2 separate regions of the Homo sapiens genome follow, and region 1 is linked to region 2. A link is a loop called in an ENCODE intact Hi-C map of the cell type or tissue named here. Cell type or tissue: heart left ventricle. All regions are shown on one strand. Each heading gives the region's core, and the rest is flanking DNA. Links, peaks and the distances in the headings are about the cores only. Region 1 overlaps PTPRG (protein tyrosine phosphatase receptor type G). Region 2 overlaps PTPRG (protein tyrosine phosphatase receptor type G).

Region 1 (13,572 bases), core at 1-8,000, 81 kb before region 2:
ATCAAATTTCTAGTCCTGTTTTCCTTTAATTTCAGTACTATAACTTCAAAGTGAAATTGTAATTTTTGTTAGGAAATGAGTAACGGTGAATTTTATGTTATGTCTGTTTATTTTGGTTAAATTTTTAAACTGCCTTTTAAAATTTTCCTTCAGACGGGGTGTACTATCTGGCACACAGGATGCCTAATACATAGTTATTCAATCATGGAAATGTATTTTCTGTTCTTAAGAACTTTATAAAGGTGCCAACTGATGTTGGAGTTCTGAAAGTAATGTTTTAATTTGAATGATTTGAGAGATACAAGTGGAACTTAAAAAATTATTTGTCGAGTGGGTTTCTCGGGGTGAGCAGAGGTCGATGATAAATTTAGAGGAGTTGGTTTTGTGACCCAACCCTAGGTTAGAACTATGCAGTATTCAGTCTAAGTCAAATATTTAGGACTATTCTGATTTCCTGTCTCCTTTATTTTCAAGAAATGTCTTTGTTGTAGAATTCATATAATCCATCCTTTAATTGGTACATTGTTCAAAGGCCTGGTAATGTGTGGTAATAAACTTTTGTTTTATTTCCCAGTATTTTATTGGATGATTGACAGGAAGTTACAGATTTAAAGTCATGGTGACTTTTCTATTTTTTTTTCTTTTTACTGTCACAACAGCATTAATTTTCATGGCCTGATGATCTGTTGAGATATCTTTCTAAGAAGTTGCTAAGTTTTATCTGCCCTCATCTTCCTCCATCCCTCCCCCTTGGTATTACCATTATAAATAGGATACATGTGCACATTTTTGGTGAAACAAGAAAAGGGAAACCCCCATGGTTTCATTGTCTTTAAATATATATTTTCTCATGTTACGAGGTCCTTGTTTCTATCAAAAAGGGTTGGATAGAAAGTAAAAATGATGGCTACTGTTAGATTATCTTTAGAAGAGATATATATTATTAAAAATACCATTAACTTTTAATTTTGAAATAATTGTAGATTCACAGGAAGGTGCCAAGATAGTACAGAGCGGTCCCATATACCCCCTTTTTTTGTTTTCTCTAGTGGTTCCATCTTACAGGATTACAGTACAATATCAAAACCAGGAGTTTGATATTGGCACAATATATGTTTGTAGGTCGTGGACATTTTATCTCATATATGGTGTAACCACTGCTGAAGTCCAGATACTGGATGATTCCCATGTCACAAAGATTTCCCTCATTCTACCCCTTTATAATTGCAAACATCCTTTCCTCTACTATCTCCAAATGGTGGCATCCACTAATCTGTCTTACATCTCTCTCATTTCGTCATTTTGAGAATATTGGGCTGGGCCCTGTGGCTCATGCCTATAATCCCAGCACTTTGGGAGGCTGAGGCGGGTGGATCACTTGAGGTCAAGAGTTTGAGACCAGTCTGACCAATATGGTGAAACCTTGTCTCTACTAAAAATACGAAAATTAGCCTGGGTGTGGCAGTTGGCGTCTGTAACCCCAGCTACTTGGGAGGCTGAGGCACTGGAGGGGGAGGTTGCAGTGAGCTGAGATCATGCCACTGTACTCCAGCCTGGGTGACAGAGTGAGACTCCCATCTCCAAAAAAAAAAAAAAGTAGTTATATACATAGAATCATATAATATGTATATAGTGTGTGACTTTCATAGTGCCCCTGATCTCCATCCAAGTCATTGTGTGCACCAATAGTTTGCTTGGCCTTATTGTAAAGTAGTATTCTGTGGCATGGATGCACCACAGTTGGTTTAATCTTTCACCTTTTGAGGGAGATTTTGGTTGTTTTCACTTCCTAGCTGCTACAAAGTCAAATATTAACAGTGCGTACACGTTTTTGGATGATCATAAGTTTTCACTTCCCTGGGATAGTCACCCCAGAATACAGTTGCTGGGGTGTATGGTAAATGTATATTTAAGTTTTTTTTACTGCCAGGCTCTTCCAGAGTACCTTTCCCACTCTACACTCCCACCAGCAATGCATAAGAGATCCAGTTTTTTTGCATCCACCCCAGCAGCTTTTGGTATTACCACTATTTTTTTATTTTAGCGATTCTGATAGGTATGCAGTTATATCTCAGTGTGGTCCCAATTTTCATTTTCCTGGTGGCTAATGATACCGAATATCCTTTCATGTGCTCATTTGCTGTCCTGTCTTTGTGTCTTTTGCCCACTTTCTTATTGGATTTCTTTTTACTGTTGAGTTTTGAGAGTTCTACACACACTCTAGATAGTAGATATTTGCAAACCCCATCAGATATGTGGTTTGCAAATATTTTTTATCAGTATAGAGCCTGTTCCCACGTCCTCTCACCAAGGCTCTTTATAGCACAAACATTCTTACTTTGAATGAAATCGAATTGATTGATTTCTTCTCTCTGGCCGATGCTTTGGTTGTCATATCTGAAAACTCTTCACCAAGCACCAGGTACAGAAGATTTTCTCTTCTCCTTTTTTACCACTTACGAGTTTCATACTTTACATTTAAATGTACAATCCATTTTGAGTTAATTTTTGTGTAAGTTGTGAGATTTACGTTGAGATACGCTTTTTTTTGGGACAGAATCTTGCTCTGTCACCCAGGCTGGAGTACAGTGGCGTGATCTGGGCTCACTGCAACCTCCACCTCCTGAGTTCAAGTGATTTCTGGCTAATTTTTGTATTTTTAGTAGAGACAGGATTTTCACCATGTTGGCCAGGCTGATCTGGAGCTCCTGACCTCAAGCGATCTACCTACCTCAGCCTCCCAAAGTGTGAGATACACTTTGTATTTTATTTTTTAAATTTTTTGCCTGTGGATGTCCAATTGCTCCAGCACCATTTGTTGAAAAGACTATCCTTCCTCCATTGAACTGCCTTTGCACCTTTGTCAAAAATCAGTTGGCCGTACTCTGTGGGTCTCCTTCTGGGTTCTCTATTCTGTTCCATTGATCTTTATGCCTGAATCTCAGCCTATACCACATAGTCTTGATAACTTTAGATATAGAACAAGTCTTGAATTTGGATAGAGTGATTCTACCCACTCTATTCTTCTCTTTTTGAAGATTTGATTCCCTGCCTACCTCCACCACTACCCCCACCTTTTTTTTTTTTTTTTGGCTTGGAATGGCTACTGTGTTCATTGCAAATGACCACAGCACTCCCTGAGAAATCTTCCCTTTCATGTGGCACATTTAATCCTGAGGGCCAGTTCTAACGGTTTGGTAATGTCTTATCATCTGTTTTATTCCTTTCTGGATTCCAATTTTAAGTCAGATCGAGAGAACAAGGCCTGGCCCAGCAGGAGAGTTCTCTGATCCTTCGGTCCTATCTGACTTGGGTATGATAGGTATGTGGTATCAACAAAGCTGGGTTTTTGCCTCACTGGTATCAAATAAGGCACTGCTGAGTGTTAGTTGGAGAAGAGCCAGAAGCTTATGACTGGCTGGGATGAGTGGTAGAGAACAGGCCTTCCCCACATATTTAATCTAACCTCTCTAGTTTAAATATTTCCAGTGGATCATCATACTCTATGACCTTGTGACATAAATCTGCACAGAGCGGCAGTTCTTATCTTCAGACTTCAGTCAAGTTTCATTACTGTGGTTTATGTGTAGTGGCTTTGTTTTGGGGCTTCCGCTTATACTGCTGTCTGCTTGTTTACCATCTCTTTCAAGCGAAAGGGTCTTTTGATTTATGACTTGGTGGGATCCTTTTCAGCATTGATAGAGAGATGTATGGGTTAATGGTTGAAAATACATAGGATTTGGTTGTTAGAGTATATCTAGAGAAATTGAGCTACTTTGAGGGAAATATAATATCAAATCTCACTTGTACTGATAATTTGTATAATGGAAATATACTGCCATTAAATGGATAACACAAAAAAATTGCTAAATATAATTGTAAGTAGGCACTTTCCTACCTAGGACATATAAGATAACCACAAAGCCATTTTATAATCCATTAAACACTGCTGATAGAATTATATCTTCTCCAATGCATGCCCCCTAAATTGCCTGTTTCGATGCCTGAAGTTTTGCCATTAAGGATTATTATTATTGTATTTTTGCATCCCTAGAAATTTTCTTTGTTGGATTGACAGTTCCCTTGAGTTTATGATTTGTTAAGCTGTTCCAACTTATTAAGATTGAATTGGCCGGGTGCGGTGGCTCACGCCTGTAATCCCAGCACTTTGGGAGGCCGAGGCGGGCGGATCACGAGGTCAGGAGATCCAGACCATCCTGGCTAACGCAGTGAAATCCCGTCTCTACTGAAAATACAAAAAATTAGCCAGCCATGGTGGCGGGCGTCTGTAGGCCCAGCTACTCGGGAGACTGAGACAGGAGAATGGCGTGAACCCGGGAGGCGGAGCTTGCAGTGAGCCGAGATTGTGCCACTGCAGTCCAGCCTGGGCAACACAGTGAGACTCCGTCTCAAAAAAAAAAAAAAAAGATTGAGCTATTGAATTTAATTTTGATTTTGATTTTCTGTGGCATTTTTCTGAGTGCTGTAGTTTTGAATGCAGGAGGGGAGAGGAATAGACCTGGAGCCCAAGTTGTTTGGGAAAGTGGTTTAAGTCATTGTAGTGTAAAATCATAATTTTTTTTTTTTTTTGAGATGGAGTAGTGCGGTGGAGTGATCTCATCTCACTGCAACCTCAGCCTCCCAAGTAGCTGGGATTATAGATGCTTGCCACCACACCCAGCTAATTTTTTTGTATTTTTGGTAGAAACAGGGTTTTGGACGGTTGGCCAGGCTGGTCTTAAACTCCTAACCTCAGGTGGTATGCCCAGCTCAGCCTGGGATTTGGGATTATGGGCATGACCCACGGTGCCCGGCCCATATCAAAAAGTTAAAACCATGGATTTTATACAAACAAAATGAATACATGTCAAACGCAAATCATTAATAAGGCAAACAATAATCAAGTAAAGTTGGTTTAAAGGACATTTTGAGGAACTGGGTATTCGTAAGTTACAAAGGCATGCCAGAATATGATTGCTAGGTTACAGCCAACACTGGTTAATGTCCTACAGGGTAATACAACTGCTGCCTGTTTTTCTTTCTTTAAACTGGATATAAATCTACAGGTTAATGTGTAAGGTCACCAAGTCTTAACTTTAATCCCAGTAATATCAAGTCAAACAATGGTATGTTCTAGGTAACTAAATAATTTAAGGTGAGCTTGTTAAATTCTTCACCTACCATGACACTGAAATTTCGGAGAATTTTTCTTCTCAGCAGTTTGCGAAGCTTCTTGGCTACTGATAATGCCTGGGTTTTATCTACTTTACAGTTTTGCTTTGGTCTGGTATGGAAGGCTGGTCTACCTGTTTGTGAGGCAAAGCACTTTACCAGCTGGTAGCTGAACCATTTGTGATATTTTCATTGTTTTTCTTCTTCTCTGTTGACATTTGCCACTTTCAGTCCCATTTCCATCTCCATGTCTTTCTTTCATCTTGTTAGAGTGCATTTATGCCTCTCAAATTTGCCTAGCGTGCTGGCAAAGAGGAACAGTCTGTTGGAGATGAGTGAATTACAGAGTCCCATATGATTTACTTTCTTCACTGTCTTGGACTTGGAGTTAGGTGGACATGCCTCTGCACACACCCGTGCGACCTTGAGCAAGTCTGGTGCTTACTTTAAAAGGATACTGTGAGGAGTAAAGTGTTAAAATAAAGGATTTAAAGCTATGCATGGTGGTGCACATTTGTGATCCCAACACTTTGGAAGGCTGAGGTAGGAGAATCACTTGAGGCTAGGAGCTCAAGACCAGCCTGGTCAACATAGCAAGACCCCTTCGCTACAAAAAAATTAAAAAATTAGTTGGGTGTGGTCGTGTGTGCCTGTAGTCCCAGCTACTCGGGAGGTTGAGGCAAGAGGATCATTTCAGCCTAGGAGTTAGAGGCTGCAGTGATCTCTGATTGCACCACTGCCCTCCAGCCTGGAAGACAGAGCAAGACCTTGTCTCAAAAAAAACAAGTTAAAAAAGAAAAAGATTTAAAAATGGTGTCTAGCACACACACAGTAAGTTTTCAATTAAGATGATCTAGCTAAGAGCTATGTATTTTTTTTGTATCTTATTATTTTATATCTTAGGTGCTCTAACATATTTGAAAACCCATATGCTTAAAAGGACCAGGGAGCAGGCCTGGTGGCTCATGCCTTTAATTCCAACACTTTGGGAAGCTGAGATGGAAGGCTTGCTTGAGCCCACGAGTTCGAGCCCAGTCTGCGCATCACAGTGAGACCTAATCTGTACCAAAAAAAAAAAAAAAAAAGAAAGAAAGAAAGAAAAAAATTAGCTGGACATGGTGGCATGTTCCTGTAGTCCTGGTTACTTGAGAGTTTGAGATGGGAGGATCGCTTGAGTTTGGGAGGTTGAGGCTGCAGTGGGCCGAGATTGCACCGTTGTGCTCCAGTCTGGGCGGCAGAGAGAGACCCTGTCTCAAAAAAACAAACAAACAAACAAACAAAAAGGACCAGGGAGGCTCCCTGTAAGTAGCTAAAGGGGCTTACAGAATTAAATACAGGAGCAAGGGTAATCTGATATCTGGCATCCCAGCTGAGGGGAGAATAGTGATTAGTAGGGGCAGTGGTGAAGGGGAGAACATTTGCACTAAGTGAAGATGGCCCACAACTGTGCATCCGGGCCAGTTGTTGCCGTATGTTTCAGGATGGCTTGATACCAACATTTTTAAAGGGAAGAGTAAAGTCTGATTGTCCTGTGTTCTTTCCCCTTTGTAAAGGTTGGCAACTGATTGACATTTAAAAACCGCTATATTTTTGGGTTTCATAGAGTAGGCTATCAGTTTGCCGTGTTTGCTCTGGGTTGATTTAGGTTACTCAACAATAAAGGTAAATAGTTAATTTAGACCTTGTAAGACCTTGTGACCATAGCAATCATTTTCCCAGTCCTCTGCTTTCACAGACAAGGGAGTAGCTTTGGGCAAAGTTACATGGCCCGTTAGTGACAGTACTTTTACTTTTTATGAAAATGAGCTTTACTTTTACACATTCTTTGATTTGGGGAGTTATATGGTTTAACATACTCATTTTTTAACAATTCACCATGCATTTAAAACATGAGCCTAGTGATTGTTAGAACAAAGGAGGGAAATACACTGAAATTTGAACAGTGGTTATGGTTATTTTTATTTTCTTGTTTATGCTTTTTATGTACTCTCTTGCCTATTTAATGTACTCTGCTCATTAATGTACTTTGCCTAATGTGCTTCTATAGTGAATATTTATTGCTTTCATTATCAGAAAAAGCAATAAATGCCATTAAAAAAAGAATTCATCATGGAAATGCCTAGATATGTGATAATATAATGATTGATTAGTTTCATGGCTCCCAAGATTGTTGCCCATAACGTGGTGGTTCATTTCGTTTGCTCCATGAAAATGATAGTGCGTCTTATTTTGCACCTGAGATATGTTTAGATGGGTCTTCCTTAGGTCTGCTGCGATTTCTTTGACTGAAGGGGTTTGTGACCACCACGGGGCATGTAAGTTGCTGGTGCCACTCCTGGGCAGCTTGCCTGTAAGGGATACCGTCTGTGTTGGCAGAACCAGGGGCTTGTCCTGCTGGGCTGGAGCCCACCAACTGTTGCAGCTACAGTGCCTCAGCTGTCGTGCTTTTACACTGTCATTAGCCATGCAGACCTTTATGGCTCAAACCAGGCCACATCTGTTGTGAGTCCTGTGACCTTCAAAACCCACACCAGGAAGAAATGCAAAACACATTTTTATCTCCAGGCTTTCTGCAAACACATCATTTTAGAGGGCTTATTTAAGAATGTTTTTCTAAACTTATAAAAGACTTTCATTTTTCTTGTCTTCCATTAACAGCGGAGGTTCATTGTTAATGATTTGAGCAAATTAGTGTTGCTCAGAAAGTAGTTTGTTAACCACTTGCATCTGATCACAGGAGTTTGTTAAAAATATTGTCTCAAGCCTCACAGTAGTCCAGTGGAATCATGATCTGAGGGGTGTGTTTGTCCATCCACATTTTAAACCAGTGATTTGGGCATTTAGGGCTATATGCCCTAAGGGACACTCTCTTTTAGAGAGGTAGGCATGAAGTTAGAAAGGTGACTCTAAGATGAGTGGTCATGTGGTGAATTGGGCACCTCCAGGAGTGCCTAGACTTCTTAGAAAGTTTGCTTTTGTTCACTTATCACATTATTGAGAAAGGGAGAGTAAACTTTAGGGAAAGGGGTTCCAAAGTCATGTTACTTGCAGAGTGTTTGTGGCCATTGAAAGATTGGGAACTGGATTTCTAGGTTACAACATTGATTCATTTGGCTATGCTTTTCAGAAATAGTAATGACTATAATGAAATTGTCCTATTTTCTGTATTTGCTGTGGGCCCCTTTAACTCAGTTCCCTCTGAAAACCTGTTGAACACTGTTCTACTCTTTCTGCATTATTCAATGCCAAGCCAAGGTGTTAGGCTTCCTGATGGATTTATGAGCCTCACATTTCCATTGCTAAAGCAGTGAATAGACCAAGGAACGATTTGGCTCCATAAAAATAGTTTTTACCCCCGTTGAGTTAGCAGTCTCTTGAATAGAAAAAAGGAAAAGAGAAAAAGTAGAGTTCCCTTAAATTGTGGGGATGGGATAGGTAGAGAATTGAAAGACAGAGGGTTTGACTAGTTTTGTTCTTGGGGACAGGAACATTAGTAGGGAGTATGCCATGAAGGAGACACAGAAGCTCACTTTCCTTTTTCCTTTTTTTTTTTTTTTTTTGAGACGGAGTCTTGCTGTGTTGCTAGGCTGGAGTGCAGTGTCACAATCTCTGCTCACTGCAACCTCCGCCTCCCGGGTTCAAGCCATTCCCCTGCCTCAGCCTCCCGAGTAGCTGGGACTACAGGCACGCACCACCACGCCCAGCTAATTTTTTGTATTTTAGTAGAGACAGGGTTTCACCATGTTGGCCAGAATGGTCTAAATCTCCTGACCTCGTGATCTGCCCACCTCGGCCTCCCAAAGTGCTGGGATTACAGGCGTGAGCCACTGTGCCCAGTCAGAAGCTCCCTTTCACAGTGCTATGCAGGGCTTTAAAGCCACACATGCCAGACATTCTAGATGGAAATTTCTTTTTCCCATTTATTTTTCCAGCTTTTTCTGTAGTTCTCCACTGTCCAGTAGGAATGGAACGTGAACTGCATAGGTACTTTTTTTTTTCTTTTTTCTTTTTTTTGAAGCAGTCTGGCCCTGTCACCCAGGCTAGAGTGCAGTGGTGAGATCTCGGTTCACTGCAACCTTCACCTCCCAGGTTCAAGGGATTCTCCTGCTTTAGCCACCTGAATAACTGGTATTACAGGCGCCCACTACCATGTCCAGCTAATTTTTGTATTTTCAATAGAGACGGGGGAGTTCACCATGTTGGCCAGGCTGGTCTTGAACTCTTGACCTCAGGTGATCCACCTGCCTTGGCATCCCAAAGTTCTGGGATTACAGTGGTGAGCCACTGTGCCTGACCCACATAGGGACTTTTAAATTTTGTAGCAGCTACCATAAAAAGTAAAAAGAAACAGGTGGAATTAATTAGAATAATTTATATAACCCAGTATATCTAAAATGTCATTTTGACATGTAATCAGAATTTTAAAAATGTTGATGAGATATTTTGCCTTTTTGTTTCTTACTAAGCATTTGAAATCCTGTATTAGCAGGCCGGGCGCAGTGGCTCATGCCTGTAATCCCAGCACTATGGGAGGCCGAGGTGGGCGGATCACGAGGTCAGGAGATTGAGACCATCCTGGCTAACACGGTGAAACCCTGTCTCTACTAAAAATACAAAAAATTAGCTGGGCATGGTGGCGAGCACCTGTAGTCCCAGCTACTCGGGAGGCTGAGGCAGGGGAATGGCATGAACCCGGGAGGCGGAGCTTGCACTAACACGGTGAAACCCCGTCTCTACTAAAAATACAAAAAATTAGCCGCGCATGATGGCGAGCACCTGTAGTCCCAGCTACTCGGGAGGCTGAGGCAGGAGAATGGCATGAACCCGAGAGGCGGAGCTTGCAGTGAGCCAAGATCACTCCACTGCACTCCAGCGTGGGTGACAGAGCGAGACTCCGTCTCAAAATAAATAAATAAATAAATAAATAAATAAATAAATAAATAAATAAATAAATCTTGCATTAGCTAGGGGCGACAGTGTCGGACAGCACAATTTGGAAGGGTGCTTCTTATCCCCACTGCTCAGTTAAAATGTGAACATATGCCTGCGTGGAACATTCCCTTTTTCTGTTTAAAAGAAAGTGAATTGTTTTCGCAGCAGTTAGTTGGTGTTAGCATAATGCCTTCCTGTGTAGGCTGTAGTGTTAGAATTCTCTTTACAAGCCTTGTAATAATTTTCAGGAATGATCACTTTTATTATAGTATTTTTAGTGCCACTAGAGGGTTTTTACAGTGTGAAATCTCTTAAAAGGACAGTCAAAAACATACTGTGTTTCTTGTGGGACACAGGGTTGGGCATTTAAGTACCTAGTAGTGTTCTTGAGACAGATTCTATGAAATTAGAATTGTCCAGGAGAAACCCAGGTCAAAGGTCACTTTGTATCAGTTCAAACATGTTCTATATTGGTATTTCATGTTTGGGTCTTTATACTCTGTATATTTTGTGAAATAACTAAATCTTCATGATTCATTTCTATGTTGTAGCCCCTCACACTTAATTAGGGGGTCCCAGTGGAGCTTCCTTTCCGTTTCTCTATCTGTTTAGAGTGTCTGGGTGTGTATTCATTTCTCTGTCATGTGCCATGTGACTTTGGCAAGGTCCTTAACCATTCTGTGCCTAGATTGCCTGGTTTTTAAAATGGGAATAATGAGAGCATTTATCCCAGAAAGCTCTGGTGAGGGTTAACATGAGATATTTCAGTTGAATAGATCAGCACAGTGCCTCCTGGTACATGGTAAGTGCTAAAGAAGCATTACCTATCACCAGCACCATTACTCATTTTCTTTGTGAATTTTAGCAACTAAAGCAGAGCAGGACAAATTTTAGGAATGGATTTATTTCTTTGACATTGAGATGGAGCTTTAAAAAGCATTCCTGACTTCTTCCCAAAACATAAATTAAAAATCTTTGTTTCTGCCACAATATCTTTAGTCTCATTTCCCTGTTCCTTCTACTGTTTCATCCTGGGATTGATCAACTCTTCACTTTTGTTTTGTTTTATTTTATTTTGAGACAAAGTCTTGCTCTGTACCCAGGCTGGAATGCAGTGGTGTAATCTCAGCTCACTGCAACCTTTGCCTGCCAGGCTCAAGCGGTCCTCACACCTCAGCCTCCCAAGTAGCTGGGATTACAGGTGCATATCACCATACCTGGCTAATTTTTGTATTTTTTGTAGAGATGGGTCTATCATGTTTCCCAAGCTGAGCTCAAGTGATCCGCCTGCCTCGGCTTTCCAAAGTACTGCGATTACAGGCATGAGCCACCACGCCCAGCCAACATCTGTTCACTTTGGGTAAATTATTTTAATAAGAACTCTCTGGTTAGAGCATGACTGTTAAAGAGAAACTTCCTAAATGCATTTTACAAAGTGCTTTTTCTCTTTCTCGCTTTTTCTGAAACACTGGTTCTTGAATAAACCTCAGATATCATGTATGATTTCTGAAATACCTAAAATCTGCAGGCTTTTTTCTCTCCTACTTTTTGGTTCCATTATGTTAAATATCAAAGAATAGATTAACCAGAATATGAATGGACAGGCATGCAAGAAAAACTGGAGGTTTCCAGTTGCTCCTAATACCATCTATTTCTCTCACCTTTTCACTTAATACTCACTTACTGATTATGCAGAGGTGATATTTAAGAACAAATCCATTTAATAAACCTTTGTAAGTAATATTTAAAGGAGTGTTTATTTTTCAGAATTCACCCAGGATTTCTGTGATCTGCGGTTCTTTGGCTTTGGCACCCGGTTGTCCCAATTTGTTCCAGAGTATTTTACTGCATATGCGATGTCTTTCTCGTTTGCTGTCTATAAATCAAAGGAAGAGTTCGTTTCATTTAATTTTGCCTGATAGGGAAACCCCCAAAGATACAAAATGACTCTTCAACGTTAGTGTATTTATTAAAAATAAAAAAGGAAACTGCCTTTTTGTTCTCCTTCCTATCCCAAGTTTGATTGACCGTATTGCAGAGTCATAAAAGGATTTATATTCAGAGTTGAAAAGTCTCCCTGAAATTGATTTCACCTAGCTTCTTGTATATAAATAGATATTGAGAGGGGGGGAATAATACTGAACTGAAACTTTCAATTTTGAATGTGAGCTTTCCAAAGTCATGAAACTGCTTTTCCGTCTGACTCTTCAGATGGATCTTATAGCATAATTGGTCAGAGCCAGAGGAGGTTTTTGAAAAAGCATAGCCAAAAAAGAGAAAGGAAACAAACCCCACTTTTTTAATAGCTGCAGTTTCTTCATCAGGAAAGGACTTTGGTTAAATAGCTCTTCTTCCCAAAAAGGCAAAACATTTTTCCTCATATAATTAATTTAAGAAATTGCTTTTAGAGCTATTTAAACAGACCTAGAGATAAGTGCTTTAGCCATCTTGATGTGCTCTAGCGAAAATTTTTATGTGGTTAGAATTTTTTTAATTAAATCACTTCATTTAAGATTGTAATAGCCCTTTTAAATTATTTTCCTTGAGACTCGTATTGTGTTATTTCAAGTTAATAACTCCTCTTCAAGCAAAGCAAAATGCAAGATATTTCTTCTGATGATTTCTTTCTGCAATTGAAGAGAACAAAGCCAGCCTCATTCTTGCTGGAAAGGAAGCAAATCTAACACCTAATAAAAATGGAGATAACAAAAATGAACCTGTAGCCCTGGGATATTCTGACTAGCAACATTAAAGTGGTTGCCTGGGCAATACTAACCCCAATTCCTTGAGTTTTTTTTTTTTTTTTCTTTGAAATGCCGGGGACAGGCCTACATTGATTGAATCAAACAAAGCCGATGAGAGGCCTGTGTTTGAGGGGGAAGAAATGTTCCTACAGACTTGGAGTGAGGAAGAGAGCAGTGTATTTGGAATTTTTCTACCCAAAGCATATTTGTCCCTGAATACAGATGCATGATTATAGAGCCATCCTGAACAGGTGCTAAAGACAAAGTCTTTCTCATTGTGCAGAGACAATTTACCATAGATTTAATTTATTAATTAGCCTTTACTTAGATGTGCTCACACCGACTTACGGAAAAGTTCTTTTTAGAATTGTTTTGGGAGGCAGAGTTGAGGTTGAGGCCATGCTCACATCCATGTTAAAACAATGATTTTTTTTTTTTTTTGGAGACAGCATCTCGCTCTGTTGCCCAGGCTGGAGCGCAGTGGCGTGATCTCAGCTCACTGCAACCTCCGCCTCCTGGGTTCAAGTGATTCTCCTGCCTCAGATTCCCGAGTAGCTGGGACTACAGGCGCAGGCCACCATGCCTGGCTAATTTTTTGTATTTTAGTAGAGATGGGGTTTCACCATGTTACCCAGGCTGGTCTCAAACTCCTGAGCTCAGGCAATCCGCCTGCCTCAGCCTCCCAAAGTGCTAGGATTACAGGTGTGAGCCACCGCACCCGGCC
Region 2 (16,638 bases), core at 8,639-16,638:
TCTACTAAAAATACAAAAATTAGCCGGGCATGGTGGTAGGTACCTGTAATCCCAGCTATTGAGGAGGCCGAGACAGGAGAATCACTTGAATCTGGGAAGCAGAGGTTGCAGTGAGCCGAGATCGTGCCACTGCACTCCAGCCTGGGTGACAGAGCAAGACTCCGTCTCAAAAAAAAAAAAAAAAAAAAAAAAAAAAGTGGGAATAGTATCTACCTTCACAGTGTTGAGAGATTAAATGAGAAAATATAGATGCCTGGTTGGCATAAGTGCTTAGTATATACCGGCTATTTTTATTATTTTTAAGGCTATTGATTACTAGTACTTTAGAACTTTGTATATACTGTGTCTCCCCACCCCCATTACAAAGTGGCCTTTGCATAGTAAAAGTTCGTATGGCTTTGAGTGTAATCATATCTTTGGGTGGATAGTGCATCACTACCTTTGCCTTACATGATATATTAAATAATTGAACAGCAGCAGATACCTCTTTAACTTTATTCAGATTTTGTCCTTGGCCTGTTCCCCACCAGCCAAAGCAGGGAGAAATTTGTAGCTCAGGCCCTCAAGTTGAAAGTGGGCATTAATATTAGCAAATTCCCTTTAATAATCATCCCATTAAATTTGATGACCAGAGGGGACGTCCTCATAGCTTATAACAGAAAATAGTGTCTCTAGGAGTCAAGGGAGCTTTTCCCAAATGTTATCTATTGAGCAAGATTAAAGAGACAGATCACCCAGGAGGCTGATGGTAGGTGGTGTTAATCCATTAGTCCACACGCAGATAACTCGTTAGGTTTCCTGAGCATCCCCCTTAATCTTGGCTGCAGAGATAGAAAAGGAGATTGTAGAAACTTGCCCTGCAGCAAAGATTATTGATATGTTTTCCTCTTACATGACTCAAAACCAAAAAGGAATGTAATAAATAACGGCTGTGACTCCTGGAGTGATTAAAGAGCACTCAGGAGCCAGGAGAGCTGATAGCTGCCAGCTCCAGAGCCTGAGTGGGCAGAACTTGGTTCCTTGAGACAGCAGCTGCCTAGGAAGGACAAAGTCTGCATGACGCTCTGTGGTGCTTTGTGTGCAAGTTGACCATTGTGGCAAGGTCATAGGATAGCATGGTGGGGAGGGGGTTGCCCCTTTGTGTTTGTTGCCCGCACCTTTGCCCTTGTGTGCAGGATTCTCTCTGCTTCCTTTTGTGGATGAATCCTTCTGACTTTTTAGGTCATAGATTTTGTGTTGATTCTTAAGTGTGGCCTCTACAGAGGTCGTTTGCCCCTTAATATGTTTATATTGTTGCTGTTAACTTTATTGTTTTTGTCTGTCTTACCAGACACAAGGCAAGATTTTGTTTCTCTCTTCACTCTCTTTTCTGGCTTAACCCAAGACCTGGTGGTGGCACATACTAACCACTCCAAAATTTTTAGAGGCTGAATGCCAGCTGTTGGCTTAATCCATATGTTTTCATGAAACCATTGTGTTCATCTGTTTTCTCCCGGGTGAAGGGTTAGTTGTTGGATTCAGCTTTATATATTTGGAAATAAGAAATCAAGTGAGGGACTGTAGGAAAACGTAGAGCAGCTCCTGGTTTTGCGAGGTTGTTAGAGGCCAGCCGGCACAGAAATGTTCGTATTCTTCCCAGGAGCTAAGATATTCATCATGAGCTCTTTGAGCCAGGTTTCCATCATCTGTGAAATACAGAAATGATGCTTACTGTGTTCTAGCTCCCCTTAAGGATTAAACCATTTAACAGATCTCACTGATGCAGAAATTTCTTCTTCACATTTTAATATCTCTGAAATCGGAATATACTTTTCATTGAATAATGTTTGAAAATTGTTGGATTTTTTTCCCCCATATTTGAACATCACTGAGATTGGGCTGAGTCTTAAAATCATTGGTGTCTGACTTCATGAAATAAGGTAATTATGGGAGCCGCATTGGTCTTAGGTGTATACTAAATGTTAGTAACCTTTTTCCGTAATAACTAAGAAAAAAATGTTGATACAAACATCACTATGTGAAAGGAAGGCTCACAGGTGTGAGAAGAACAGGGAGGCTGGGTTCTTTCAGGTTTGGTGTTGTCACTAGCCTGGAGTCATTTATCTCCACACCCCCCCCCACCCCCCCACCTCCCGCCTTCCTTTGTAAATCAAGATTTTTGGTTTTTCAGGTATGAAACTAGGTTTTCCATCTAGTGCCACTGATTACCAGTAGCTCATGAGAGCTCTGTGCTTGAGTAGAGTTGTAAAGCCAAGTCCTGAGTTTGTATGCTGGTGTTAGATCATGCTGACTGCCCGGAGTGTGGTGTGGAGAAGGAGACTTGACAGTGCCCTCAGTTTCCCCTCCTGGGTTACCTGATCCTCAACTCTAATTTTTAATGTCAAAAAGAAGGAAAGATGAAGGAGGGACGAAAAGAGTGGGAGAGAAGGAGAAAAAAATGAAAAAAACAAGAAGGATGAGGATGAAATTTTTAAAAAACCAGGTCAATGGACTATTCTTCCCAGCATAAAATTAAAGAAGGCAGAGAGATACTTGAGTCTGCCTGCTGAATCCAAGCATGTAGTAATACTGTTGAGACAGTTATGGTTGAATAATTTTTTCTTCATTCTTAAAATGCTCGTCTGCATTTTAATACAGACAATTGCATAAATTATCTCTTATAGGAATAAACTCTCTTTCCACAAAGATTAACCCTGCCCAGTATCATGGGGAGCTTTTAAAGAGTTTATTAGCTGTGATATAGGAAATAAACACTTCAGATGATTGTGGAAAGAAAATAGATACAACTGTAGCTATAAATGCTAAAATACCAACTCAGCATGTTAGGATCCCTTCCCCAACACACACTTCACCACTATGTAGGTTCCCACCAAAATCCCGTATGTGACAGTAAATGACAACTAGTTAATTCTTTTGGTAGGTTAAGAAGGGCTTTTAGGGTATGGACAGTAATATCAGGCATGAAATTACTTTATCAGTGTAATGTTTATCAGAATCACTTGCCAACTCACTATGCTTCCTCTGAGACTTATATCCAAAACATTTCCCTGAAAGGAATAAAAATTTTTTCACAGTCACTTTGCATTTTAAAGAGTCTGTTCTTTACCACCTCATCAGGCATTCAAAGTGCTGTTGTTGTTGCTGCTGGTTTTTTTTTTTTTTTTTTTAAACCCTTTGAGTTATTTTGAATCTTTTCACTTTTACCTTTGGAAGGGACCCTTAGTGAAGGTCTTGTCTTTTCATCTGTAGCATCTTCCAATAAAAGTTGGCTCAACAACAGCCCATCTGATAACTCAAGAGTCGGAGACAAGGGCTTGACTAGTGAATGAAATGTTCTGCTTTTGTGGATAAGCAGCAAGTAGAAAAGGAAGGTCAGTGGAACAGACCAGAGGCATGGTGAGTCTTTGGCCTCCTGTTGATGGGGTAGAGCTGTGCGGTACAGAGCCAGCCTTCCGTTCCTGAGCAGAGTTCTCGTCATTACTAGAACCTGAAACCTTGAGGGTTTCTTGGTCTTTTTCACCTTCTCTCCACCTGTTAGGGACATAAACATTAAAAATTTTTTTTTATTTTAAAATAGTTTTTGATTTATAGAACTCTACTATTTTCATAATAGTGTTATGAAATACTATTATGATAATTGCATGAATTATCTCTTACAGGAATAAACTGTCTTTCCAATAGTAGTATGAAATTCTATTATGAAAATAAAGAGTTCCCATATACCCCAAATCCAGTTTTTTCTATTGTTAACCATTTACATTAGGTTGGTACATTTATCACCAGTAAAGAACCAAAATTAATACATTTTGATTAAAGTTCATACTTAATCTGTGCAGTACAAAGCCAGCCTTCCCTTCCTGAGTAGAGTTCTCGTCATTACTAGAACCAGAAACCTTGGCTATTCAGATGGCCTTATTTCTACCTAATGTCTTTTCTGTTCCAAGATCCCATACAGGATGCCACATTGCATCTAGTCATCATGTCTCTTTAGGTTCTGCTGGACTGCGACAGTTTCTCAGACTTTCCTTGTTCTTAATGACCTTGGCAATGTTGAGTACTGGTCACATATTTCATAGAATGTCCTTCAATTTGGATTTACCTAAAGTTTTCCTCATAATTACATGGGGCTTATAGGTTTTGGGGTAGAAGATAACACAGGTAAAGTGCCATTTTGATCACAACCTATCAAAGGTACTTGTTTTCAACACAATTTATGACCTTGATCTCCTGGACTGAGTTGGTATTTGTTAGATTTCTCCACTGTAAGTTTGCCCCCCACCATACTGTACTCCTTGTAACAAAGTCACTATGTGCAGCTCACACTTTAGGAGGTGGGAGTTATTCACTAACCCCTTGAGAGTGTGGACATAACATTTTTCCCCAGAACAGTAAGTGTATTTATTTTATTGTTCAAGGGGTTGAATTCTGAATTTGGAAGATGCTGTACTATCACAGTTAAGAGTATGGACACTAAAGCCAGACTAGGGTGGGTGTGAATTCCAACCCTGCTAACTTCCTAGCTGTGTACCTGGAAGGTAATTTAAACTCTCTCTGCCTCACTTTCTTCATCTATCATATGGATCTAACAATGGAAATAGAGTGAAAAATAAAGACTCTGTGGTACAATGCTTAGACCAGTGCCTGGAAAATTGTAATTACTGAATAAATATTGTGTGACTGTGTCCATCAGCTCGTTGTGGGGTGGGAGGGTAGGATGGTGACAGATATATTACTGGTTTTAAGCTGATTTGGTATGTTTTTTCATAGAGCCAGTGTTCTAGAAGGTGGTAGGTTTTCCAGGTGAGTTGAAGACAGGTGACATGTTATTACAGCTCCAATTTCAAAAATAAAGACAGAAAACACAAAAAAAATTCTTTGGGTCAAAAATACCCTGAGCACTAGTAGAGGATAAAGAGTTTTTACTTGAAGTTTAGTAGGTACAAGAACTTGGAGAGTTTCCCAAGGAGGCTTCTCGGTGCCTTGGCTGGGTTAGAGATTGTTGCTAGTTCTTGATGGCGTCCAAGTTACCTCCATGCCAGAGACTTCCGTATGAGGTTGGCACAATCCCTAGTCTGATTTCTCAGGATTAGTGTTTCAAGTTGGGTGAAGAAAGTCATGTTTCCTGAGGTAATAGGTGTGGAGAAAGAAGGGTGTTCCGTGGTGGGGACAGAACTGTGCACGGTACTCTGTTTTTTTTTTTTTGTTCTTGTTGCCCAGGCTGGAGTGCAGTGGCATGATCTCGGCTTACTGCAACCTCTGCCTCCTGGGTTCAAGTGATTCTCCTGCCTCAGCCTCCCGAGTAGCTGGGATTACAGGCACCCGCCACCACGCCCAGCTAATTTTTGTACTTTTAGTAGAGATAGGGTTTCGCCATGTTTGTCAGGCTGGTCTCGAACTCTGGACCTCAGGTGATCCACCCGCCGTCAGCCTCCCAAAGTGCTGGGATTACAGACGTGAGCCACCATGTCCGGCCAGAACTCTGCACAGTACCTTTAAGGAAGAAGAAAGGTGGAAGGAAGCAGAAATCTGCTGAAGCTTTGCAGTGCTCTCTGGTGAAGCCCCTGCCCTGGCACCGCCTGCCGTAGCTTCCCTCTGGGAAGTGACTTCCTGGTAAGGTAAAAAGTGTGTCACCAGCTGCTTCTGCAAAACAGATGCACTGGCAGCCCAGGGGAGTGCTTGTGAGGTGGGAAATGGCTTCTGACTGCTTAATTTAGCTTCAAAAGCACACATATTTTCATGATTACCCCCCAGTGGTCTATGCACACAGACGCCCTCAGGTGCTCTCCAGGTACAGACCACTGGGGAGGGTGGTGTGCGCACACGCATATGTGTGTGTGTAATTTTTTTTTTTTTTTTTGAGACAGTCTTGCTCTGTCACCCAGGCTGGAGAGCAGTGGTGCGATCATGGCTCATTGCAGCCTCAACCTCTAGGGCTCAAGTAATCCTCCCACTTCAGCCCCCAAGTAGCTGGGACTACATAAATATAATTTTTTTTACACACATACATAGAAGAGGGGTGGAGGGGGGAAGAAAGGGGAGGAGAAGATGAGGGTGATGTCTACAGCAATAACCTATGTGGAGTGCAACAACAGAAACTCAAGTCGGCTTGTGTCATAATGGAAAAAATGGAAAAGAATAACGTCTGTGTTGGCCTCAGTGAGGGTTGGGTTCCGCTTCTCAAGACGGTTAGGGACTGTTTCTCTCTGTTTCTGGGCTCTGCCATCCATATTGTTAGCATTATCCTAATTCTGGCTCTGCATTATGGTGGGCTGTTCACTGTCCACAGCAGGGAATGTTTGGAAGAACTTTCTCAGAAGGCCCAGAGGGCCGGATGCCAGGAGTTTGAGACCCGCCTGGCCAACATGGTGAAACTCCGGCTCTACTAAAAATACACACACACAAAATTAGCTGGCCGTGGTGGCGTGCGCCTGTAGTCCCAGCTACTCAGGAGGCTGAGGCAGGAGAATCACTTGAACCCGGGATGTGGAGGTTGCAGTGAGCTGAGATTGCACCATTGCACTCCAGCCTGGCCAACAGAGCAAGACTCCATCTCAAAAAAAAAAAAAAAAGACTCAGTGTTTCAGGTCATGTCAGTTGCATCCTAACTAGCTCCATTATTTGTGCAGCTGGTTATCTTAGCACCAAGATACATGCTGCACCCTACCCTACAGTCTGTTTAGGACCTTAAATCAATTTTTAAAAATGGAAATTATCAGTAATATACAAAAGTAGGAGGAGTAGGAGAATGAGCCCTGGTGTAGTCATTGCCAGTTTGGGTGGAACTTTTAAAAATCACCAGTTCATGATTTGAATAGGGAAGGTGTGACCACTGAGACGAGAACCAGCATTATTTTCCAGAGATGGCAAAATAGAGCTTGAGAAGCTGGCCAAAGAGAAGATGAAATGAATGCTGGTTGCACAGTGTTCAGTATGTAGACATCAAGGGATTCTGGCCCTGTTAGATATGTTAGAGGAAAGGTTTGTTTAACATTAATACAATGTGCTACAGGGGAAGTGTTGTCAAACAGTTATGCCGGTTTCTTAGGTAAAGTTGGCCAGTATTCTTCTTGCAGGCCTAGTTTGCTTCATCATTAGGATAACTGTATGCATTCTCATTGGAGCCTATTATCCAGATATAATTGTTAATTATGTCCATTCTTTCATTCTCAAAATTGATTTGGTTTGGACCATTTATCAGTCCTGGGTAGAAATGCACATTTTCTGACTTTCTGACTGTCTGTCTCTGTGGAGAGCCTCTTTGTATGACACCAGCTCTGCAGCAGGAGTGCTTGTGCACATGGCCATTATGAGAAGGCCAGTTAGATTTCAGGAGTCATGGGGACTGTGAGGACCTGGAATACCCATGCCCAGTATAAAGGTAATTCAAGTTCAGATCTGTGCAAAACCCACGCTGGATGCAAAAACACATTTGCTGGCCAAATTCAGATCACAGGCACCTGGTAGGTTCATCTTCTTCTTTATAGGGAACTGTTAATGTTCTAGACCCTGGGTAGGCAAACTAGGGCACACAGGCCAAATTCAGCTGTCTGATGAACTAATATTGGAACATAGCCACATTCATTTGTTTACATATTATCCATGGGTGCTTTAGCACCATAGACAGAGCCAGAGCCTAAAATATTTCCTGTCAGGCACTTACAGAAAATTTGCTGTGAGTAGAAATCTGTGAGCCATCAATGCCAGTCACACATGTAATTTAAAATTTTCTAGTGGTCATACTAAAAAAGTAAAAAGAAAAAGGTGAAATTAAATTACATTTAGTTGTTTATTTTATTCAACCCATTATCTCTGCAATAGCATCATTTCAACCTGCAATCGATAAAAAAAATTATTAGTGAAATATTTTACATTCTTTTTTTTCCTGCGAAGTCTTTGAAATCTGATGTGTATTATACTCTGTAAGCCCATCCCATTTCTTACTAAGGGACATTGCAATTGCTTAATTGGCCATATGTGCCTGGTAGCCATTGTTTTGGACAACATGGTTCATGTTGTCCATGTTGTCCAACATGGACAACATGTAATGCCTCAAACATTCTGCTAAGCACACTGCAACCCACAGTACTATTTCAACTTATGTTCACGTTTTACTGCATACTTGATGAGTTATTTTTTCCCCCAAAGGATTTTTGTTGTTGTTGTTGCTTCCTGAATGTTGCACTTTTACAATAAAACAATGTTGAAATGTGAATGTCTGGTGGTTGGCTGGGCTCTCTCACTGGGTGACACACCACCATATACTAGCTTTCAGGTGCTCAAAAGTAATTTCTTCCTCAAGAGATTGAAAAATACCTATTTGTCATGGGTCTTCTGGGTCTGTTAGAATAATTACCAAGTATTTGGATAGTTAAAAGTTGCAACGCTAGGGTCTTTTATACTTGCTCTAGGACATAGTTGTCAGGTATGAAAAATTTACCATGGCAAGATCCATTTGTTGTATTAATCACTACCTTTCCCTTAGAGTTGATTTATGGTTCAGAGGGATATTCTGGAAAATGCTTAGATCAAACAAGACCACATTCATTCATGGAGAAAGAGTGGAATGCAGGTTCGTAGTAAAGAAAAATAATTTCCAGGGCTCCTGGGAAAAAGCTTTGGTCACTTAAATGCCCTTGGGCTTTCTGTAAGTAAACATCTGCAGTCCTCTCTATTGGTTTTCTAGCATATTTCACACAAAAGCAGGGGAGCAGAGTAGTGTTAATTACCCTGAGCCAAGTCAGTATTAATCTCAGGTCTCCATTGTTGTTTAAGATTGATGGATAAAGATGTGACTGCCCAGAACTACCTTTGTTCTCTTACTGGAAAGATGTGGACTTGGAGGGGCAATCTGGAGTTAATAGTCAGAACTAGATTGTATCCTCCTTACTGGGATGTGAGCTCTGTCACCTGAGTAACCAATTTCTTTGTAAAGGGATGTAATCTCAAATCTTAGCTTTCAAGCTGCCAGGCTTGGTTTGCTTTTATATCCCCAAATGGAACCGGAACCTTCTTTATTCCAATGGTACATTGTGGTAGACTGTATTCGGCAACCTTTTGTATGAAAGGGTTAACATAGATCTGTCTCATCAGTGTCTTTCTGTTTAAGGATAGCATAAAAGTGCTGATTGTTAACTTCACTTGGTCCTATGCTTATTCTTTATTTTTACTGTAGGATTTACTTTTTCTTTTCCTGTGTCTTTCTCTCTCCAAAAAAAAAAAAAAAATAAAATCTACCTTGATGTGTCAAAGAGATAAAGAAGATGTTATAAACATTAAACAAAAGTTCACGTTTCTGTTTCTTTGTGCCCCCGGTCCCCCTTTTAAAAATAGGCCTCACAGCATCAGGCATTTGCCAGTGCAGCAGTTTTGAAGCATAGGATTTTTCCCCTTCCTGATGTATAAATGCCAGCTCTCTTCCCCCCTTTGCAGACACAGGCATTTTCCTCTTTTGAGTTTTAGTTTTATGATAGCACATTACAAAGAGTTTGACAGATCCTTTAAGATGAAGATCTGTTGATGTACTTCCTGTTTATGGTGGCTCCCAGCTTCACTGGTGATGAGGACACAGGCGCCTGAAACCCAGAGGCAGGGTGGATCTGCACCACTTCTCTGACCTTGCCAGGGCTGACCTTCATCATTCTAAGGGAACTTTTTTTCTTTTTTTCCCCTCCCTAAGCAGTGGTTCTCAATTTGGGGCTATTTTACTCCAGAAGGGGCTTTTGGCAATGTTTGGAGACATTTTTGGTTGTTACAGCAAGACTTGGAGCTACCAGCCTCTAGTGGGTAGAGGCCAAGGATGCTGCTGAACATTCTACAATGCACTGGACTGTCCCCACAAAAGAATGTTCTGTCCTGAATTGTTGATAGTGCCAAGGTTAAGAAACCCTCCCATAAGGGATGTTTTCTAGGCTTAAACAGTGGCCTGTATGTGTCTTTCTCCTTATTTCTTTATTTCAAGAAAAGAAAAACGCTGCCAAAGCAAAAGCCATGCAGTATGTTCATAATAAATTACCTTTTAAAACAAATCCCAGGCCTACTCTTCCCGAAAATGGGAAAGACAAAAAAAAAAAAAAAAAAAAATCAAAGTGCCCCATGGCACAAGTTATCCACTGATGACATTTCCCTCTGAGGACTGTTTTCTGGGTTAGGGTAATTACCACAACCCAGAAGGTCATGGAGTCTAAGTTAAAGGGCGTCACTGATTCAGCTCTCAGATGAGCCACCCCACTGGGATGTATGATGGTATAAACTGCAATTAAATCTTGTGCTGTATTTACTGTGTGATTGGAAGGACAGAAGGGAGATTTCCCTTTAGTCATTCTTACCTAGAGCAAAACTCATGTTTTTTTAGTGTAATGTGATTTCTTGAGAATGGTAGATGTTAGTGAAGTGGGGCAGGGAGATGGATTTACAAATCTTGGAGTTTGCAAAATATGACTTGACCTTTTGTTCTTATGTTGTGGGCTGTGTTTTCTATTAAGCTCTCGATCATATTCTCTCTTTGCCATTTAAGAAAAATACAGCACAAACCTCTGTCAGATTTTAGTATATGGTGACCTAATTTGGTGGGATGATTGCTAAAGTTCTGGAACAGGCCCTTTGTAGCTGATTTTTGTTGAATTGATAAGCATCGAATATACTAAATATAATTTTTTGTGCCTAGGTCTCTTCCAAAACTTGCATACCATTTTTAGCCTGAACTCAGTGTTATCATTTTGGTCTTTTAAAGTGGAGGGAGGGGGAGAGGGAGAATCCAATTATAGCAAGCCTGACTTGATTGAATGATCTTAGAATGAACCTTGTGGGAAATAATGTGTTGGCGAGAAAGAAAGTTGAGTTTCTAAAGTTACAGAATCTGTAGATCTGTTACACAAGTGCATGTAGGTAAAGCCTCCCTGGAATGATTCAAAAGGTAGTTGTAATGGATGGGTTAAAGACTTCATTTCACCATCATCCTTATCCAGGTTCTGAATACACATGCCCTGTCGGGTCTGTGGCTCATTTTAGATACAGTGAGTGGAAAATTGAATTTAATGATTAAGTCTTTTTGGTTTCTGATTTGTGGATTTTCTTGTGATTTTTGTACTTCTGGATTTATATTGCATCTTAGTGAATATCATTTTTTTTCTTCTTAAATTATCTAAAATATGTGATAGGGTAGTTAGCAAACCTGTGTTGGTTATACCTATTGGCAAATGAAAGGAGATGACAGAAATAGGCTCCGATGGGCCCATGGCTGAATTACAGAGTGGTAATTATTCTTTAAATACTGAAATAAGAGTTTTGCCTATTAGAAGCCTCATAAAACCAGTGTCTACAATCTATCTGATTTTGCTGTTGATGTAATTTTAGGAAATCAAATGAACTGGGATGGAAATTAGGTTTCATACTCCGTGGCTTGTGTACCCCTCTAAGTTCTATTAAATTTTATAGGAGTTTTACAGGTGGAAACACAGCAGCACCACAGCTTTTGTCACTTCAAAGAGCAGCCCTTTCATAAACAGAGAATACAGAATCATGCCTTTTATCTTGCCATTTAAAAATTCTTCATTTTCTGCACCCAAGTGATTTATCACATGGACGGAGAGGACAATTCAGGATATTGTATTTCGAAAAAGGGAAAGAGAAGCCATTCAAATTCCTATTAAAATGAATTGCACTAGCTGTACATCATTTTCTAATTTCTGAGACGACTTGTAAATCACAAGGAGAGAGGGCATTCTACCATTGGTCAGGGGAAAAATGGGAAATTTAATAGTTTGTCAAAGATTGATAAGAAAGGATTACCACTCTGAGAGACCCTAACTTGATGAGCAAGTACATTTTGAAGTTCATCAGACGTATAAGCAGTTGGAGAGTTTAATTAAAGTTACTTGTCATTACTCAAGTTTACATCCGGTCTGTCTCTGGGCCAGCGTATATGGTATGCCAGTGACATTGTCAGAACTTAGTTTTGACCCTGAGAGCTGTGCGTTGTTCTTTTACTCCCTCTTGATTCCTCTTTCATCATGTAGAAGCTGATGTGTATTTTAACATTGTGGTCAATTTGGTGACAGAGGTCTTGATCAGTGCAAGTTCCAGTAGTTAGCTGAATTTTATATTTTTCTTTATTTTTTAGCTGATAATGATTCAAGTTGTTGGAATAATCTAAGACTGCTAGAAAATAACATATATACACATATGTACACTTGTGTAAATGCCATCTTGATAACAGAATCATAAATGTGTTCATGTAAGGGTATGTGTGTGTACGTAAATATGTATTATTGAATCGTATTGGGATGATTTTTTTTTGCCCTTTCAGATGTCAAATTGTATATTGAGACTATTTATTCCATTCTTATAAGCAAAGCCCTTCCTTTCCCTCTTGTTCCTGCAAAGCAGCTCAGAGAATGACTTTTAACTGGGCAACCATATTTTTGATCTTCTGCAGAGCTAGGAGCACTCTGACATATGGTTCAACAAAGGCTCGCAGACCGGGGCATCCAGTACTTGTGGTGCTTCTGTTAACGCCTGTTTATCAGATTATTGAAGGGCAAGCTGCTTTCCTCAGAACGTGCTTGCTCTCCCTGACTCTGTGTAATCCTATCCAGGCACGGAGCTGATATTGTTATACAAACAAAACTCAATAGGCATTACTGAAATCCAGAGAGTGGATTCTTTAGGATTGGACCTTTTGTGTGTGTAACCACATTTGAAGGAGACCTAAGAATCATCATCTGGAACTTTTTAAAATTGCAGTTACTGGAAACTAAAGCCAGAAACTAGGAGAAAACCCTCCGATTTTTTGTTTGGTTATTTTTAAGTGGAGAAGTTACAAAGGTGTTAGCTGTTAAGATGTGGAGTGAACTGGAATCCAGTGGCTCTCAAATCTTGCAGCTCATCAGAAACCCCTGGTGAACTTTGTACGTGGCACTCACCCCTATTCCTTAACTGTGAAATCTATACATTTTTTTTTCATCCACCCCAGATAAATCATATGTAGGTGGGCTCTTGGTCCAGTTTGGGAACCCGTAAAAGAAGTTATCAACCTCATCATAACCTTCCCAGGCAGGAATCAATTTCTTTGAATATAAGCCATTCAAATTCCATAATATGATACTGGCTCTAAAGGCACATTTAATTATGTAGGACACACCATCCCTTTCGCAAAATCGCACAAAGATTTCAACTTAGGCCTAAAATCTTTGGCACATACGTTGCACTGGGCACGGATCCCTTGGCCTAGATAATACTGAATTAAACTCCTCCCTTTCCTGCCCTCCCACACAGAATTTGGCCAGAGAAGCTCAGTGAAGGTTATTCTTAAACCCATCCCCGTTGTTCAAATCTGGCAGTAAAAAAGGCTTTACAACTTGGGTCAACTCCTAATGGGGCCTTTTGATCCAAGTGCTTTAAAGTTTAGACCTTTTGTATCTTTGTTGATAAAAACTGAGGTGTAGTATACCATTAAAATTTTTAAAAAATTATTTCTACTGAACCTGTTGGATTTAATCTGTTTTTGCTATCTAGTAGGCTTGTGACCTTGAGCAGATGACTTAACTTTGCCACATTTTTTTCTTTTCTTGTAAAATGGGGGTAATATAATCCATAGAGTTATCATAAGAATAAGTAAAAGAATGTGTAAAGTGTTAGTTCACTGCCTTCCACATAGTGAAGGCCCAGTAACTGTTGTTTCTTATTATTATCACGGTGGGGGAGGTTAGTGGGGGAAAGTTACAAAATGAATAAGCAGCAGACTTTGCCTTAGTCAAGAGCTTGCATCCTCAAATTTGGAGTAAGGTATAATTATATTACCATACTAGAAGTAGGAAGGATTAAAAGAAGAAAATAAAGATGCACTCTTTTTTCAGAGAAAAATGTGATCACTGATGGCTTTTTGCTGCATCTTGAGGGGAGACATTGCCCATGAAACAGTTTTCTGAGCTGAGCCCAGAAGAATAACCCTAAAGGAGTGGGACAGATAGAAAATCCAACTGGAAGAGGAAGTGGTATGGTGTACTAGTGTCTGACACACAGAAGATACCCAAGAAATAAGGGTTGAAAAACATGAGGCTTTATGGAGAGAAACTTACATTTGAGTTCTGATCCTGTTAATTTCTGTAAAATAAGTATTATAACACTGACCACATAGGGGCCAGTGTGGACAGTGAATACTATATGTCATGTACCTAGCAGGTTATCTGGCACGTTGTAAGCTTGAAAAGAAAATAATATAGTTATTCTGTATTAATATGAAGGGGAATAGAAAGACATAAACTTGAAACATAAATGTGGACCAGATAATTAAGGCATTTGAATCCTGAACTAAGGAGCTTAGATTTTATTCACTTGACAGTTGAGAGCCACGGAAGCTTTTTGAGCGGGTGCACAGCTATTGAAGCTCTGTGCTCTCTTGATTTCAAGGTGATTAAGCAGAACAGTTTTCCCCCAGCTCCTGTATCAGGGAGGCAGAGCTTTCCCAGAAGTCCCATTGCATACTTCACCTCAGGTGTGTTCTTGGAATTGTGGCCATGCCCACCTTATAGCTGCAATGGGGGGCTGGGAAACTGTTTAGCCTGTTGAGCCTCTGTAGCTGGAAGTGGGCTGTGCCTGCACAGCCTAAATGGCTTTTGGTCTGTGGCCAGGAAGCCAGTGATACTTGCAACTGTGAGCATAATAGCATGTTGGAGGCCAAAGTGTACTCTACAGGGAGTGCAGGATAAAATAAGAACAATACGACTGGTACAGAGAATAGAGGAAAGGGTAGAGGTTTGTATGAAAGCTGGCAAATTCAGTTCTAGACCAAAAATGAGTTTAGGGTGCAGGTAGGATATCCAGGAAGAAGTGATGCATGGGCAGGAGTAATTTAGGATTAGAGTGCAGGACTGAAAGTATTGATCAGTGAATCATTGATTTGGAAGATGACAGTAAAACCCTAAGAATCTGAGGTAAGGAAGGATGAGAGAGGAATGGACAAGAACCAGATAACAAGCTTAAAGGAATGATTTCTTTTTAGGTGCCCTGTATAAGCAACGACAGTGCGAAGGGATACCTTATTTAGCATTGTTTAAACCTCTTTATCTGCTCCATAGGCATATGACCTCAATAAAGGCAGCAGTGTGTTTATGATGCAGACCCAGCTAGAAGACAAGTTCCCAGGTCTGGCTACCCACCCCTACTCTTGGCCACCCAACTCCTACCTCTTTTGGACAGATTTCTCTTCTCAGCTCTGTCTGTGTAATGCAATTGTCCCTACAATGGCCTTTGACAGAGAAGTCATGGAGATCCAAAGAAACTAATTAGAATGAATAGGCATTTTTTATAAGTAATTCGGGACAAATGGAGAATCCAGTCCTTAAGAAGGGTTGTAATGAGGGTAGCTGAATTTGCTTTTGTGGGCTTTTACTTTAGCGTTCCACCATCAAGGTGACATCATATGATGTAAGAATGAGTATCTGATTGGCTACCTGCCAGCCAATGAGGGTTCCCCCTTGCCTACCTGTGTTGGGGAGTGCAAGGCTGTCACCAGGAGGGCAGGTTAGGGTGAATGTGGCAGCCCAGGTGAGGTAGACCTGATGATTGTTCGAATGTGACACTTTCTCCCTGTCATAGCCCAGCAGCCCCTTTAGTTTGTGACTCTGCTGTGCCTCCCAATTAGGCCTGCTGTGGACATCTCACTTCTGGCTGAACTTTGGGCTGGGTTTTGTGATGCTCTTTGGTCAGTGGAATGTCATGGAAGGCCCATGAATAGAGTGCTTGAATGTGCTTGCATGACTTTACTTGGCCTCTCTGTTCTGCTAGGTACCATGAGAAAAGCATGTCCTAGATTCACAGGTGGAACTTCCTGGCCCCAACCTGTTGCTTAACTCTCAGTCACCCAGTGTACCCAAACACCAGTGAGCAAGAAATAAATGCCTACTGTTGTTCAATACCAAAATCCTTTTTTCCCCTCTTGCTTTTGGTCCCACAGTATTGTTGCAGTAGAAATCTGACCAACACAGCAGACAAGTTGACTAATATGTCTGCTCTTTGGCCAGAAAACCAACAAGAGCCAGAATGGACAGTGATGATGGAAATGAATTAGTTGCATCTAGGGCCATGTAACTTGCCCTCCATTTGACCAAAGCTGAATTTCATTGAAGTGTCCATTCCATCATGCCTGAGTTCTATATTGGAAAATGATCTGCTTTTTCACAAAACACAACTTCAGCTTTCATATCCTGATTAACAAAGACAATATGCATTATTAGACTTAATTTAAAGGTGTAATCAGCCATGCGAGTCAGATAAGGGAAAAAATAGTACCATGGACCTTTTCCAAATTCCCACAGGCTTAAAATATAAAAATTCCCTCAAGAGTGCTGACAGCATACCTTGCCTGTTATTACAGCTTGAGTTTTATTTTGTTCCTCTGCCAGTACCAGAATAAAATTAGGTTACAAATCAGATCTAACGGTTTAGATTATTGTTCATCTTGAGCTCTGCGCTTTCTCTCCATTTGTTGTGGCATAGCAGAAATAATTAAATTTATTAGTAGGCCTGTCTTCAAAAAAAGGCTTTTATTTCAAAATGTGCTTGAGGACATAGTGGGGAGCACCATGAGTTAAGCCTTAGTTTTTCAGGAGGTAGAACTGCTAGGATATAAACGTGTGGTTT

The links. Hi-C counts contacts between places; a loop is a spot of excess contacts. Peaks named below come from ENCODE experiments on the same cell type or tissue, not always from the same donor. Only the 100,000 strongest peaks of a DNase experiment are listed, where the experiment ranks them.
Region 1: it touches region 2 in a loop (2.2-fold over the local background); 3 of 110 quality-filtered maps call a loop at or near these places.

What each region holds. Positions count from the first base shown.
Region 1 is chr3:61,722,636-61,736,207 of GRCh38, forward strand. The region is part of intron 1 of PTPRG (protein tyrosine phosphatase receptor type G); the gene reads left to right. Among named protein-coding and RNA genes, the nearest start is that of PTPRG, 170 kb to the left of the region's middle. In heart left ventricle, for the core only: no CTCF peak of the experiment used is centred there; no DNase peak of the experiment used is centred there; H3K27ac peaks cover 1,291 bases.
Region 2 is chr3:61,795,472-61,812,109 of GRCh38, forward strand. The region is part of intron 2 of PTPRG (protein tyrosine phosphatase receptor type G); the gene reads left to right. Among named protein-coding and RNA genes, the nearest start is that of PTPRG, 240 kb to the left of the region's middle. In heart left ventricle, for the core only: no CTCF peak of the experiment used is centred there; DNase peaks (open chromatin) are centred at 13,230 and 14,600; H3K27ac peaks cover 7,246 bases.